Linked DNA regions of Homo sapiens: region 1 is linked to region 2. The links are chromatin loops, found by intact Hi-C in ENCODE. Cell type or tissue: mammary epithelial cell. All regions are shown on one strand.

Region 1 (2,500 bases), 240 kb after region 2:
TTTGTGGCAAGATACTTTGGTTGGTTAAAATAATATGGAACAAAGGATCCACTGAAGTGATCTCTGTGTTGTGTGGTAATTTGGTGACAGCCTTGTACTGATGTGTAAGAATCACTGGGTGTTAGACATGCATGTTCCTGGGTCTCACCCTTAGTGGTTAGTCAAGGTCTGGGGTGGGCCGGACATCTACATTTTATTTATGAGACAGAGTCTCGTTCTGTCGCCCAGGCTGGAGTACAGTGGTGATCTCAGCTCACTGCAACCTCCGCCTCCCAGGTTCAAGCAATTCTCCTGCCTCAGCCTCCAGAGTAGCTGGGATTACTATGGACTATAGCCATGCACCACCACACCCGGCTAATTTTAGTGGAGACAGGGTTTTGCCATGTTGGACAGGCTGGTCTCGAACTCCTGAACTCAAGTAATCTACCTGCCTCAGCCACTCAAAGTGCTAGGATTACAGGTGTGAGCCACCGTGCCCAGCCTACATCTACATTTTAAACACACCACTCTCATTTGAGTCCGAAAACCCTTGTGAAACTAGTTCCAGAGGAGGTTTCAGCCATGTCCTTCCTCCCAGCTGGAGCCCTGCTTGTCTGTCCCCGCCTGGCACTGGGTCTGAAATTGGAGAGAAGTCATCCTCTCCTGACTTATGCTGCCCTCCCCATCTCAGGGTTCATTGATCTTCTACCCCTCCAATTCATGTCCCTCTGCTTCTGACTTCAGTAACTGATAGTCACTATGAGTCACAGGACACCAGACAGAAGAACTGGAAGATAGAAGAGGTCAGAGGGAGGGGTGTGAGGTGAATGTCAGTGTGGGGAGTGGGGTGAAGTTTCAGGGGCAGGGGATGCTGTTGACAGATTTCTGTGCTGTACCTAAGCCTAGGAGTTAGAAACCATTCACTCAGAAAGTGAGGATCACCTACTGTGTGTCCAGCACTGCATAACAGGAAGTGTGTTTCTTTGGTAGGTGGAATAGTAGGAGTAAACTGTGCTTTCTGAGGACCGGGAGTCCTTTTCCCTCCCTCCAGCACCCTCATGATCCTTCCCACTTTCACCCCCACTGGCACCAGTGCTTTTTTTTAATGTATTACCTCTGTGCCTTCCGTCTGTAGATCTTACAGGCATCTGCCTCGGACCTCAGGAGAGTAGGGCAGAAGCTCTAGCTGGGTATAAATTGCACATAACCATCTCCCCAACGTAGCTACATAAAGAGACCAGCCTTCTGTCCTGAAAATGGCCGATTTAAGATCCTCACCTGCTCCACTAGGTCTCTAGGTGATATAATTGGTCATGAGCTTGAGGAAGACAAAAGCACTGAAAATTCATAAAGGGACCCTGGGCATGGATTGCTGGGGTTGTGTTTAGAAACCGATGAGTTTGTGAGGCCTCCGGGAGGCTCCCGAGGGCGCGGGGACTACGTTTCCCAGGAGGCCTCGCGCGGACGCCCGGGCGGGGCTGTGCGAGGGGTGGGGCTGCGGGAGGCCCTGGAGCGCGGCGGTGATGGCGGGGCCGGTGAAGGACCGCGAGGCCTTCCAGAGGCTCAACTTCCTGTACCAGGTGAGTCTGCGACAAGGGCCCCACGGGGACGGTGCTCGGCGTCCCAGAGTGACTGCTCCCCTCCCGCAGGCCGCCCATTGTGTCCTTGCCCAGGACCCCGAGAACCAGGCGCTGGCGAGGTTTTACTGCTACACTGAGAGGACCATTGCGAAGCGGCTCGTCTTGCGGCGGTGAGACAGCCACGGGGCGGGCGGCGGGCGGGACGCGGGAGGAACGCGAGAGGGAGCGCGGGCGCCAGACCACTATCCTCCTCCGCCCCCAGGGATCCCTCGGTGAAGAGGACTCTCTGTCGAGGCTGCTCTTCCCTCCTCGTCCCGGGCCTCACCTGCACCCAGCGCCAGAGACGTGAGTGCTCCAACGGAGGTGGAAGACTGCGGAGCATTGGGGGCGCGGAGGGGGGCGGGGTGGGGGGCGGGCACTGGAGGCCAACAGCGCCTTTCTCACTGTAGATGGATGTTGGGTGTGGGATTCGCAGGAGTCTTCCTTCTTCGGGTTTGGATTAAGTTCCTAACGCCACTTGCACAAACTAGGGTTTGGGCTCGGCTGTTTTTTTTTTTTTTCTTCCAGTGTGGGCAATAAATAATAACTTTTAAGAGGCAACCCCACCCATGCACAATAATAGATGTTGTTCGGCTTTGTGGAGGACGATTCCCATCACCATTCATTTATTAAGCAAATACTTATTTTCTAAAATGTGTCAGGTACTGTGCTAGATTCATTATTCTCATTGAAATTACGGTCTGATGGGACAGACTAAGAAACAAAATGGTGTAGAAAAAGATTAACTGGGGGAGTAGAATGCTCACTTACTCATGCCAGTGGTGGCGAAGTTTATGATAAGCAAAGGGAGTGAGAGATGGAAATTCTAGGCATGTGTGCAGACTCTGAGACAAGAGAGCTTGTGGTGCTGTCAAAGAAATGAGAGTTCAGGAGGCTGGAGT
Region 2 (2,500 bases):
CCGGGTGCCGGAAAACAGAAGCTGGAAAAAGGAGATCTGCCCCGGAAAGGAGGCATGGAAAGTGTAGATGTGGGTCCTCGAGGTGGCGTCGTAGAAGACTACCTCTCCGCCCTAGTAATCCAAGCGGACGCCCACTTTGTTCGGACAGATCGGGAGATCCTCCCGGGAACCGCTCTCGATGAGCGCCTGGCACTGGGAGCCGCTGCTGTGCAGCTCCACGAAGCCGGTCAAGGGCTCCACCTCCAGGAAGCCCCGCCTGGGAACCAGCTCCAAGGCCAAGCCCCGGCACGCAGGCCCCGCCCCCGGGCCGTTGGAGCTCCGCCTCCCAGGCGCCGCGGCCGGAGCAAAGGCCCAGCGAGCCCAGCACTCAGCGGAACCTGTAGAAGCGTCGGGGGTTGCCCCGCTTCTGCGAACCGCCCTGGGATGCGAGGTTCAGCGTCACTATCTCATCCTGGGAAAGGATGAGATCCGGGTGGGCCGAGGCTGCGTCCAGTGTCACAGGGGCTGTGTGAAGATGAGGAGAAAGAGGTGGCCAACCCCGGGTCAAGTTGTCCAAACCCCCTACCTTCCTCTGATACCCCCGTCCCACCACCCGCCCCGCTCGATGCCGCCAGAGAGGCTTTCTCTTCCCAGTCACAGCCTTTGTGGTCCCCAGAGAAGTCTTAGGCCCGGCACCGCCTCCTCCTCCTCAAAGTTAATCCCTAAATTTCACAATGTGTTGTTCTGTGGGCGCAGAGAGAAGTTCTTCATTGGTGGTGGTGGTGAGATCATTTCAACACCCGAAGATGAGACCATCTCTTCCTTGTCCATTTCCCGTGGCCCCTAATTCCCATGTCTAAGACAAGAATTGAGTCTAGTATAAGAGGGTCAAGGCTCAGACTTTCTGAGGGCCAGTAATTTTCTAAAGTGGAGTTCCTCAAACACAGGGATGAGTGAAAGTGTTGGAATACAAAAGGAGGAATAGTCATCCCCCGCCACACACACATACACTTTTACTAGGATTCCACGTTCAGTCGCAGTTTATTAAAGTTAGAAGTGTCTCCATCCACCCCCTACAGAGGCTTGCGTGGTGGTTCCAGTCTGCTAAATATTTCAGAATGGGGACCTCATTCTATCTACTGATTTATCAAATCTCATTAATTAATTTCCCTTGCTGATATGAGGGGTTGGGAGAGAAGGGGGACGTGGGAATGTAAGGAAGAGCGAGAGTGGTCGGGCTCATGGGGTTTGATGGACTGTGACCCAGGCTGGCGTTGCTCCTCTCCGGATTTCACTCCTGGCTGAACTGGTGCCTTCGGTAAACAGCTGCTTAAAGAGTGCGGGGACTGCTGCAGGGACTTCCTTTTTCCACTAGGCGGCACCACAGCCAAAGTGATAAGAAGTCAAGCGTGGGGCGGGTGGCTGGAGATTGTCTCTTCCCCTCCTTTTGCTCAAGAATTCGTCCATTCCTTCTCCAACTCTCTTCACCACCACCCCCGCCCCCATCTCCACTCTCAGTAGCCCGAGCCCTCCCATTCTCCACTCCTTCGACCCAATTCCACTAAGTCAAGAACCGTGGTCGGTCTCAGCCACTCACTCAGCGCCACTCTATGCTCCGAAGTCCGTGTAGCACCACCGCTCCCCGTGTTCTCTGAGCTGGCTTAGCTTGAAGGAACCTCACAAAACCAAGCCCGGATCGCTGTCAGCCACTCACTCAGTGCCGCATGGAGCTCCTCGGACAGCGCAACGTCAAATGTCTTCGTATCCTGAGAGCTCGCTCCTTGACCAGAAATCTCATCATAAGAGGCCAGGAGACATACTGGAAAAGTGACTTTCCCAGCAGACGAGGCCCGAAACAGGGAGTGGGATGGGGCTGAAGAGTGGTGATTTGGTGGCCCCGATGTAGTTCTGCCGCCTTTGCGGGAGAAGGAAAGGAGAAAAGAGGTCAGCGGGAGCACCTCGGCAGCAATCCTCCATTGCCAGACAGCACAGCTGAGCTCTACATACAGCAGGAGGGATGGAGGTGAAACTCAAGAAAGTACACCTGAACAAGTCGGAGCGCCCTCTGTTTCCTGGCAGAGGTGTAATTTGGGGAGGAACTGAGGAAATGGAATAAATGAATTCATTCATTTATTCATTTATTCCATTTAGTGGAATTGGGTGGATACAGCATTTTGACCACCTGTAGACTTAGAGGTCCCTTAGTATTCAGAGACAGGACTCTTACCTGCAGAAGATGACCCGGGCTCTGAGGTTTTGTTCATTTTATGATTATTTTTCTGTAACAAGCCCCCTAAAAATTGGGGAGAGAAAACCTATTTGGTCTTGATAACCAGAAGCTGCAAATTAAAAACAAAAACAAGCACCCTGCCATCATCAATCAGAACAGTCAATGGTTCTCAGTGGGACCCATTCCCCACCCAGGGGGAAGTGTGGAAACCTTTCAGGTTGTCTCAGTGACAACAAGAGTGTGGTTCTCTACTGGCTTATAGGGCTTTCTGGGGCCTGGGATACTAAGCAT

The links. Peaks named below come from ENCODE experiments on the same cell type or tissue, not always from the same donor. Only the 100,000 strongest peaks of a DNase experiment are listed, where the experiment ranks them.
Region 1: a loop joins it to region 2, with 6 times the contacts of the local background. A loop is called at or near these places in 4 of 110 quality-filtered maps.

Annotation. Positions count from the first base shown.
Region 1 is chr6:30,343,670-30,346,169 of GRCh38, forward strand. TRIM39 (tripartite motif containing 39) reads left to right here. Exons shown (of 8, transcript NM_001369521.2): 8 at 1-60. TRIM39-RPP21 (TRIM39-RPP21 readthrough) reads left to right here. Exons shown (of 10, transcript NM_001199119.1): 7 at 1,629-1,729; 8 at 1,822-1,904. RPP21 (ribonuclease P subunit p21) reads left to right here and starts at 1,487. Exons shown (of 5, transcript NM_024839.4): 1 at 1,487-1,559; 2 at 1,629-1,729; 3 at 1,822-1,904. The coding sequence starts at 1,503. In mammary epithelial cell, no CTCF peak of the experiment used is centred here; a DNase peak (open chromatin) is centred at 1,502; H3K4me3 peaks cover 1,037 bases; H3K27ac peaks cover 394 bases.
Region 2 is chr6:30,101,896-30,104,395 of GRCh38, forward strand. It overlaps TRIM31 (tripartite motif containing 31), which reads right to left. Exons shown (of 9, transcript NM_007028.5): 8 at 2,207-2,272; 9 at 1,002-1,894. The coding sequence ends at 1,641. Among named protein-coding and RNA genes, the nearest start is that of TRIM31-AS1, 2.1 kb to the right of the region's middle. RefSeq lists an enhancer at 521-1,020. In mammary epithelial cell, CTCF peaks have their summits at 200 (motif pointing left) and 1,357 (motif pointing right); DNase peaks (open chromatin) are centred at 246, 716 and 1,346; H3K4me3 peaks cover 1,179 bases.